Linked DNA regions of Homo sapiens: region 1 is linked to region 2. Evidence: read pairs that join two places in POLR2A ChIA-PET (ENCODE). Cell type or tissue: Panc1. All regions are shown on one strand. Each heading gives the region's core, and the rest is flanking DNA. Links, peaks and the distances in the headings are about the cores only.

What was found. ChIA-PET counts read pairs that join two places held together with the same protein. Peaks named below come from ENCODE experiments on the same cell type or tissue, not always from the same donor. Only the 100,000 strongest peaks of a DNase experiment are listed, where the experiment ranks them.
Region 1: POLR2A ChIA-PET joins it to region 2 with 11 read pairs; 4 of 35 experiments call an interaction of 5 or more read pairs at or near these places.

The regions. Positions count from the first base shown.
Region 1 is chr5:79,085,748-79,091,136 of GRCh38, reverse strand. BHMT2 (betaine--homocysteine S-methyltransferase 2) reads right to left here. Exons shown (of 8, transcript NM_017614.5): 8 at 1,068-2,644. The coding sequence ends at 2,563. Among named protein-coding and RNA genes, the nearest start is that of BHMT2, 19 kb to the right of the region's middle. In Panc1, for the core only: no CTCF peak of the experiment used is centred there; no DNase peak of the experiment used is centred there.
Region 2 is chr5:79,240,835-79,246,223 of GRCh38, reverse strand. The region is part of intron 1 of JMY (junction mediating and regulatory protein, p53 cofactor); the gene reads right to left. Among named protein-coding and RNA genes, the nearest start is that of JMY, 7.4 kb to the right of the region's middle. In Panc1, for the core only: no CTCF peak of the experiment used is centred there; no DNase peak of the experiment used is centred there; H3K27ac peaks cover 454 bases.

The sequences.
Region 1 (5,389 bases), core at 142-5,141, 160 kb after region 2:
TATAATGTGCAATGAATGCCTGTTATACGACATGCACTGTTTCTAAGAAACTTATCTCATTTAATCCTCATAGCACCCTAATAAGGATGGTTCTATTTTACCCTCATTTTACAGATGAGGAAATTAAGGCATAAAGCTTAAGTAACTGTACAGTGTCACACAGGTAGATTTGACAAAGCACATCTTAGCCTATGCCTTTTAGTTGAAGGAAATGAGGACAAGTAAGTATAGGAAAGCCATACAGCTATCTTTAAATTTCAAAGAGTTATATGGAAGAAATTATAAATTTGCACTTTAGGTGCTCCAAGTCTGCAGGTGAGGGTCATTAATAAATAGATTTCTAGTTAATACATGGAATAACTTTCCAGAGAATGAAGTGTTTCTTAAAAAGGAGTAAGTGATCTCGAGAGGTAGTGAGTTACTATTTAAGGGATTCAAACAGGGACTGGATGGTCCTGATGAAGATGCTGGCGAGGATATTCAGGTATTTAATTGGTGGTTTGGATTAGTCACCCTTAAGGACCCCAAAGGCCTTGAGATAATAGTAAATGATTCACTTTCTAATTTCCAGCAGGGTGGGGTTGTGTATTATGGGTAAAGTGGCTATATCAAATAAATTCCAGGTTGTCAACATTACAGAAACAGTCATGGCAGGTTTGAAGAGTTAATTCATAATAAGGAAAGTTGATAAAAAATACTTTGAATCCAGCGACAGAAAAATTTGGATAGATTTTTGACAAAAAGCAGCAGCTGTGTGCATGACAGATGCCGTGTAGTGCAGTAGCTAAGGGCATGGATTCTAGAGCCAGCCCCATGGGTTCAAATCCAAATTTACTAATTTCACATTTACTAGTTGTGTGACCTCAGGCAAGTTACCTAGCCTCCTTAAACTTCAGTTTCCTTACCTGTAAACTACTGTGTTAAACACTATCTAATTTTGAATCCCTGTTGGGGGGTATATGTAGATGAGATCATCTTTAGAACAAAGACTGCGACATAGTGAGTAATAAATATTTGCTAGTATTATTCCAAAGAATGTTCATGACATTTTCGACATTCAAACACTATAAAAGGTAAATCATTTTTATTGCCACAAATTGATAAATTGTTGTGAAAAAAAGAGAAACTGGCACACATGAAATAACACAAACATAAGAAGATATAAGACCAAAATAGATTTGAATTATGTCTCCCAGGCTGGATTGCAGTGGGGCGATCTCAGCTCACTGCAACCTCTGCCTCCCAGGTTCAAGCAATTCTCATGCCTCAGCCTCCAAGTAGCTGGGATTACAGGCATGCACCACCATGCCTGGATAATTTTTGTATTTTATTTAGTAGAGATGGGGTTTTGCCATGTTGGCCAGGCTGGCCTTGAACTCTTGACCCAAGTGATCTGCCCGCCCTGGCCTCCCAAAGTGCTGGGATTATAGGTGTCAGCCTGTGCCCCTGGCCTAAACTCTGACTTTTGAAAAGGTTTTCTAAAACTTTATTTTTAAACAATCAACAATAAGTATTTCACTGTGCACCTATTAGTATGTCTAACACAATGCTAAGTAAGGGGAATTATGAGAAGATTATAAGCTTATCACGTGATCTTGTCTTTAAATAGTTTATAACCTAGCTACCTATGATTATGAAGACACATTTTAAAAATTCTAGGACCTAATATCTTTTTTTTTTTTTTTTGAGATGGAGTCTCACTCTGTCACCCAGGCTGAAGTGCAATGGCCTGATCTCGGCTCACTGCAAGCTCCGCCTCCTGGGTTCAAGCGATTCTCCTGCCTCAGCCTCCCGAGTAGCTGGGATTACAGGCACCCGCCATCATGCCCGGCTAATTTTTGTATTTTGGTAGAGACAGGGTTTCACCATGTTGGTCAGGCTGGTCTTGAACTGCTGACCTCAGGTGATCCGCCCGCCTCGGCCTCCCAAAGTGCTGGGATTGCAGGTGTGAGTCACTTCGCCTGGCCAGACCTAATATCTTTAAGTAAAAATCATCTTTGAAAGTAATCACTTTGGATAGTTAAACATTTATTTCAATAATGCTACCATTGCTCAAAACATTCTTTACATCTTTTCTTTGGGATTGCCTTTGGAGTCATTGTATAAATCATTAAAAAAAGCAGACTCATTGCTTTAGTTTAGTGTTGCTCTATCATCCTCAAGTATCTAGCTTAGTCACTTGAATTATTCACTAGCTTTGGGTCTCAGTGACTTCTGATTATTTTAAAGTGTCAAATTCACCCTCAAAGACAAGTTTGGCTATTCTTCATGATCTTCAAAGGAATGCACCACAGCATGATTGGACAGTAAGTTCTTGGAGAACAAGGTGCCTCTCTCGCTTCTCTTTGCATCTCTGGTAGAGTCTGTTGCAGTGCTTAACCACAGCAGGAGCTCAATATGCACACACTTGTGGGCTGGAAGGGAAGGGGCTGCAGCACCTCAGCTGCTCAGCAGCTGGAGATAGCAGGGCATGGTGAGGATGAAGGTGAGGAACGGTTCCAGGTCAGGCTTGAGGGCAACTTTTTCCTGTTCGATTATTTCAGGGTTTTCTTTCACTACTCCTTAGAAGTCTGGCTTTGACAGCGAAGGACAGAAAGGTCTGCCTGAAGCTGGCAGCAGATTCTCCCAATACTCCCTTCGAGCCCTGTGTTTCAATATATACATAATTAATTAATTAAAAGTCTTACCTATAAGTCCAATATGTCATATATGTATATATGTATGTATATGTATATAACCACACACACACACACACACACACACACACACACACACACAGTCAAAACTTGGTGGATAATCAGGCTAAAGCAGAACTTTTGTTTTAACATACAGACGGAAAACTGTGTCCATATCCATTAATGCCAGGGGCCTTTCTTACATTTCAATAACAATCATTAGGTTTCATACCACCTTTCAGAAAAAGACAACGTATTTCAATTTCATATACTTTTTATTTTGAGACAGGGTCTTGCTCTGTTGCCCAGGCTGGAGTGCAGTGGCACAATCTTGGCTCACTGCAGCCTAGACCTCCTGGATTCAAGCAATCCTCCTGCCTCAGCCCCCCAGGTAGCTGGGACTACTGGCGTGCACCACCACACCAGGCTAATTTTTGTATTTTTAGTAGAGACAGGGTCTCCCCATGTTGCCCAGGCTAGTCTCAAACTCCTGAGCTCCAGTGATCCGTCTGCCTTGGCCTCCCAAAGTACTGGGATTACAGGTGTAAGCCACCATGCCCAGCCTTACATTTCACATACTTTTATGAATTATATTTATTCTGAAATTTCTAACAGAGTCCTTCTAACTCTATCAATATTTTAATGTAATGAGAAGAATACGAGAACAGTTTTTAATGTAATGAGTCAAAGTATAATTCTCCAAAAAGTAACTAAGAAAATAATACAAATTACTTTACCAATATTTGTTTCTTGTTGTTAGACAAAGGAAGAAGAGTACAAAGGTCCCTGGTCGTAGCCCTTTCTGATGAATATATTTTTATTGTTTTTTCCACTTTACTTACAAAACAATGAATAAATCAATATTTTTGGATGATGAGATGTCAGAAATCTAGTGTTTATTGTGTAATCATAAATTTCTGTGAATATCAGTAGGTTTGGGAGTCAGGGTAAAAAGGGTGTCTTCTTGCTTTGGTCTACAGAATAATGTTTTAATTCTAATAGCTAATGAATTTTAAGGATTCCTAGCAGATGATAATTAAATAAACTACTCACTTATTTAAACTATTTTAATCATCACCAAAGTATGTTTTCCTCACCTTTTAATTATATTTATATTTAATACTTTTTAAAAAGTATGACACATATACAAAACATCTTCTCTGGTAAATATCCATATCTCCTAGAAGAAAGCTTTGGCTAAGTGATTCTTGCCTACTTTTACAACCTAAGTAAATTTGCATTAGGCAAATTTTTCCAGTTCAAAAATGAAGACTTTCAAATCCCACTGAAATGAATAAATAAGCACAAAATGGGTGAAGTACATGAGAGTACTGAACAGAGAGAAGACAGCAGAGATTGTGACTAGTTCTAGAAGATGGAAGGGGGATGGAATTATATCAACAGATATACATACATATGTATATATATATATATATATATATATATACACACACACACACACATACATACACAAAAGATTATCTATATGGAAAGATAGAGAGAGACAGAGTATGAGTGTGTGTGTGTGAAATACAATGATCCATAACAGAACAGTAATTTTCTTGAGGCCCCAAGAAAAATGCCTTCAATAATAAAGTGACTTACTGTAACAAACAATATAATTTAGAAATTATAAGACCTCAGGGAAAGTGAAGCCCTGTTATTTTTCTTTCAACAATGGAAAAGGAAGTTAATCAGAAATCCCTAGAAAACCAAAGGCTATACAAAGAAAGTCAGACCAAGTATGAAGCAAATTGAAATATGGCATGGATTTGGACAATATATCCACGGGAATGCAAGAGAAGAAAATTCATTTGACCTTGATGCTTGGAACATTCTCCAACAAGTAGCTCAAGTTTTGTAAATAGGATTATTTCTCTTTATCCATGGTCCCATGCATACTACTTTGTTCTGCAGTGAACGTTTTTCTAAATGCAACAATTTTCTATTATTCCTGCAACAGAGTATTAGATTGGAAGTTTGACTGGAAACACCAAGGCATGATGGATTTTAGGTATCAAGGGGAGTTGCAAGACAGACACTGCACAGAAGTTAAAAGGAGGTGGCCACGAACCAGCCAGATGACTCATTTGACTGTCCCCTGGAAAATCTGGACCACAAGAGAACAATGGGCCAGCTACTTTGCTTGTGGGCAAAAGGGGTGCTGTTAAATTGGGGTCAGACCACACTCTCATGGCTTGTCTGCAGAAAGGGTGAAAGCTGTTTTGAGCCTAATGAGAGTGAGAGAGCCAGCCTGAACTATCTAAAATCTGGCCCAAGAGAATTACCGGGGAGGACAACAGGACCCCCAAATCAGAGTATATCTGGAGTGACCTGGTTGAAAAAGCCACTGTCTGAGGCAGAAGTCACAGTCAGAAAAATGCCTGTGGCATGAGAAGTACAGACAAAAGTTTCCAGTGGGAGCCTCTGAAGACCCATGAGCGTGCTCACAAAGATCTGCCAGGGTCAGAGGATGCCGGCTTCCTATCAGGGTGCCAGGCAAGCAACAACAGTCTTACTCCTTTATCCATCCTCTTTCTTCTTACTTTGAATCTGAGGAGGCCAGAAACCATGGTAGCAAGATGGGAAGGGAAGTTTGGGAGCATAACAGAGAAAGAGAAGCAGCGCGCTGGCCTCTCCTGGTTTCCTGTCTGTGGAAGGCTGTTGCTGGACAAAGGGAGAAGCTTCAAGTTTCAAACATGCTCTGAGTTTTG
Region 2 (5,389 bases), core at 201-5,200:
TAAGCATTCACTTTGCAAGTATAACTTTCAGTTATCAAAAACTGATCGGAAAAGCAGTTTTAATACTAAAAACCACAGGGAGAAGTGAAAAAAGAACAGAAAATTTGAAGTATAAGTAATGAATGATTTAAGGATGTAAGGATAAACACACACAAAATGAAACACTACTGCCATATTCAAATGCCCTTTGTACTTCAAAGTGAATTTAGGCTTTCTCAAAGCCTAAAAACACTAGCAATATTAAAAGTGCTGCGATTTCAACAGTCATCTTACTGCAAGGAGATGGAAACCTGAATACAGGCTGGGTGCAGTGGCTCACACCTGTAATCCCAGAACTTTGGGAGGCTGAGGCAGATGGATACCTGAGTTTAGGAGTTCAAGACCAGCCTGGCCAACACAGTGAAAACCCGTCTCTATTAAAAATACAAAAATTAGCTGGGTATGGTGGCAGATGCCTGTAATCCCAGCTACCCAGGAGACTGAGGCAGAATAATCATTTGAACCTGGGAGGCGGAGGTTGCAGTGAGCCAAAGTCATGCCACTGCACTCCAGTCTGGGCGACAGAGTGAGGCCTCATCTCAAAAAAAGAAAAAAACCAAGTTGCTCAGGTCCCAACCCTTGCCACACTGTGCCTATCAACTGCTGTGGGTCCTTTAAAAAGAGGCCATACTTACCTCACTTTATAAACTAAAAACTAAGGCCCAAAAAGGCTAGTCAACAGCCTAAGGTCAAACAACTCATATTACAATCAGGACAAAAATACAGATTTTTCCCGAGCCATATCCATTTAATTTTTTTTTTTCCATGAAGCACTCAAGACAGTGTAGTGGGATGCTTCTGAAAAAGCACCCTGCTTCAACTACCTCCAAGCACCAGGATGACTTCATGACCAATTTTATTTAAAATTTCTTCCCAAAGAAACAGTGTTCATCACTGCATTTTCCCAGTGCCTATACTACTATTTGTTGAATAAACTAAGACCCTAGCCACTACCCTCAAACCTGAAAGTTACAAATAAAATTCCGAATCATTAAAGTAACTTCATACATTTATCCTTAAAAATCCTCCTCTGTGAAATGTCTAACCCATCAGCCCCATTATTTCACAGCCCATTTTATAGAACCTTTGCTACAGTCTGAAAAAGAGTCTACTATATAGAATTGTAATTATATTTAATTTAAAATTCAAGGACAAACATAAAGGACAATCCCCCACATTTAGGAAAACAACTCCAAATTTTCTGGCCTTTTGCTGGATAAATTCTTCTCTGCCCCTATGCAGTTTAATAACTTAGATATGCTGTGTTAAGGCTACTTGGTATTATCAAGTCCCCTAAAAGAAGCCTGAAAAACCAAATGAACTTCACTATCTCTACCAAAAAAAAAAAAAACAAATAGTTACAAGAACTATTATTTAGTTTTCAGTGCCTATGTCTCTTACACTTGGAACTTAATTTCTCCTACCAACAACTGAGTGAATCAGGCAGATTCAGAGGAAGCAGGTCCTGGCCTTTTAGAGAGTGAAAAGAGCCACAGGAAACTTCTCGTTACCAAAAAAAAAAAAAATAGGCACACATACATTTAACCATCAATGGAGCAACAGAGGGCTCATCTTGTGCTTTCAAGACCTACTGTCAAAAATATTTTACAGTTAATGAAACGTCAAATGAAGCAGCAATGGAGAAGGTTAACAGATCGATTAAAATTACATGTGAGAATTTGCAAAGATAAGATGGCTAATTCAAATACAGCAGCTGCTATGTTTGACAAACCAATTTTCCCACCCATCTTCTCCCTTCTCTCCCCATCTCTCTCAGACACACATACACACTCCCTTATAATAATATCACTGAAGTGTTGTCTAAGTTAACCTCATTTTAGCAAGGAGGAAACATCCCCAGACTTCATGTCTATGAAGTATCTGGGCCAGGCGTGGTGGCTCATGCTTGTAATCCCAGCACTGTGGGAGGCCGAAGCAGGTGGATCACCTGAGGTCAGGAGTTCGAGACCAGCCTGGCCAACATGGTGAAACCCCATCTCTACTAAAAATACAAAAGTTAGCTGGGTGTGGTGGCACATGCTTGTAATCCCAGTTACTCAGGAGGCTGAGGCAGGAGAATCGCTAGAAGCCGGGCAGTGGAGGCTGCAGTGAGCCGAGATCACACCACTGCACTCCAGCCTGGGTGACAGAGCAAGCCTGTCTCAAAAAAAAAAAAAAGGAAAAAAAGAAAAAAGAAAGAAATCTCTGGTGGACTGGGCATCTTGTGATGTTAAGTGGCAAGCAGAGAAACCATTACACAAATTAATTACCAAGAAGGGTGACATCCTGCTACCAGTCTCCATGTTTTTGTTTTATAGAAGCCCTAAACTAGAAGCATATATCCATTTTTCTATACTTACATCTTTTTCAGTGATGCAAAAAACTGTCTAAAAGTACATTTGGGTACAGGATTGAAGAAAATGATTAGCATCAAAATATTGTAAATGTTTCCAACTTTCAAGTCTTTCATCAATACTTTAAGAATCCCACAAATTCACTTAGTTTCATTATTCTTTAACTGTATTTTACAGTAAAAGAGCAGTTTGCAATATTTTCATGGGAGTATAACATGGTTAGACAAGGCATCAAGCTACAATGTTGACATATCTTCTGTCTTGAAAGTCTACAGCTCCCATATGTCCTCAACATGTAATATCCTATTTTTCAATACTTCCAGTCAATGCAGTCAAGAACTGCCAGACAGAGCAGCTCTCTTCATTGGAATCATATTATATCCTTCCCTATAAATAGCAGCCTGCTTCCACCATTTATTTATATGTAATCATGGGTCATGGCTTGCTGGCCCAGTGAAAGACAGGTGGCGTCCCAAGACTCCTAAAGTACTGTCATTTCTCTAATGTATATAGTTGGGGTTTCAGCAGGGCTTGAGTTTTAAAACTAATCTTAGGTTTTCAAGAAAATTAGAAAAGTTATTTTCTAAGGACCCAAAGGTATCCTTGGGAGGACACCTGTTAAACAAAACTTCCTCCTAGAGCTCCTTGCCCCTTGCCCCTTCAGTTAAATAACCTCAGAAGTCAGGAGCTGTTTTCCAGCTTAGCCATTAAGATACAAAAACAAAACAAACAAAAAACTTCCCCACAATTGGGCACTCTTCTCTAACATAAACCTATCCTTGCACCACTAGGCAACACCTTTCTCTAAAACATCACATTCAGACTGCCCTACCTCATGCTTGTCATAATTAATTCGAAATGAGTTATCCTAAATCAAAAGCAGTTATTGAGTGTTTGCATGCACGTGTAATCCCAGCTACTTGGGAGGCTGAAGCAAAAGAATTGCGTGAACTTGGAAGGCAGAGGTTGCAGTGAGCTGAGATACTGCCATTGTACTCCAGCCTGGGCAACAGAGTGAGACACTGTCTTTAAAAAAAAAAAAAAAAAGTCATTATTGAACTGACTGCATTTTAAAATAATACCACTCCCCAATTCTCAAGAGTAGAGATTGACATCCTTTCTCTTTAAGGAAGGAATACAGTCCCTTGGATTAAGAACCCCAACAGGCCACAGGCATGGCAGAAAAGGCACACGTTTGGATTAAGACAAATCTAGGCTTTCATCGGAGCTTGGTTACTCAGCTGTTTAGCCTTGGTGAAGTCCACAGGACCTCTTTAAGTCTCATTTTCTGCCTCAGTAAAATAGGTATAAAACACCCACTGATCTCAGCAGATAGTGAATAATAAATATTAGTTACAGTCCCCACAAAAAGGGCTGAATGGAAAACCAGATAATCCTTGTTACATGAAAAAAGGGAAAATAACACTTCCTGGAAGCCTCTTTAGTAAGTGCCAGGCACTTTGTTAGGCCCTTTCTCATACTGTCTTACTCAAATCTTAAGACATCCTTTATTTCCCCCACCTTCCTTTTTAAAAGAGGTTAAATAACTAAGCAGGTCATCAGAAGTGGTTAGTCCTATTTTCAACCTAGGTGTTTCTGACTCCACTCACTCAACAGGCTATTTATTATGTGGCTTACACGGATAATTTTGAAAACACATGCTACTTCCAAACCGTGGTTTCAACAGAAGAGAAGTTAGAATTGAGCACATCTTTATAAACATAATAAATTCCAAAATGAACACTGATGATTAGATCTTAATCAAGCCTACCATCATAATTAAGGTTTACTATCTAAAGCACCACAGTTAATCATCTTGAGAATAGCTGTCCTTATACAGAAACCATTATTTATAAAATCCAGGTCAAACCTAAGCTGCAGTATGGGCCACCAACGCACATACACTAATACAAACCTCAGCTCTGACCAACAACCAAGGCTACTGCTGAAAACTGTTCAAAGAGGTCTTGGTGGCACCTGCATTCATTTAAGGACTGATTCAGTGTCTACTGTATAAATACTGCTTCCAATAGTAAACTCTTGTAAAAGTCCAAATTCAAACATACCAGTAACAAATTTCACCTTTCACTTGGATTTAGCCCCTAAGAAGTATAATGTACATTATAGCATAAACATAACTTTTAAACGCACTGTGAAACCAAAACATTCCTGTGACTCACATTATTGCCTTTCTCTCTAAAATGCACACATGCCCACAGATATAAAACTCGGCAGGACGCCCCATTAAAATCCATCCATAGCCCCTCTTACAGGGAATTCACCATCCCCAAGTAAAAACCTCTTACTGAGGAATTTATTTATGTTTTAAGAAATTTTCCTTTGAAGTACTAAAAGAAAATTTCTCGTTTTAAAAACACTGTCCTTTGAGGAATTTACACTTATCAATTTATAAAAATTTTACTTACAACTTCACATTAAAAGGACACATCTTCTAAGTCCTTTAAATTCTTGCAATAGTAAGAATAAATTAATTTTAAAAACTTCTCTAGTTTCCTTTATCCACTAATTAAGAGTGCTCACAAGATGTGTGGTCCTGAACTAGGGGTGGCAAAGAAGAGAGTTCCAAGGTATTGTCAAAGCCAAGGACCTTGAAAAGCTTACAATCTAGTTGTACAGTCTGTTCTATTAAAAACAAACAAAAAAAAGTTCAACAACTTACTAACCATTTTGAACAAAAACAGGTGATTTTAAGTTGAAACCTTTAAATGGACAGGGAAAGGAATACTGTAGGAAAAAAGACCAAAAAATAGATTCATAGAAATTAAAGAAGGAAAAGGACTAAGTATTGTAAGTGACCAAAGGACTAAGCATTCTAACATATCCTCAAAAGTAACATATCCTCAAGAATGCATTTGATTTATCAGATAAACCTAGCTTGAAAAGCTATAGCCAATTCCACAAACTAAGTCAATAGAATAACACAAACATGGCACAACTTCTATAAAAATGTTACCTTAAAAAATGTTACTGCAAAC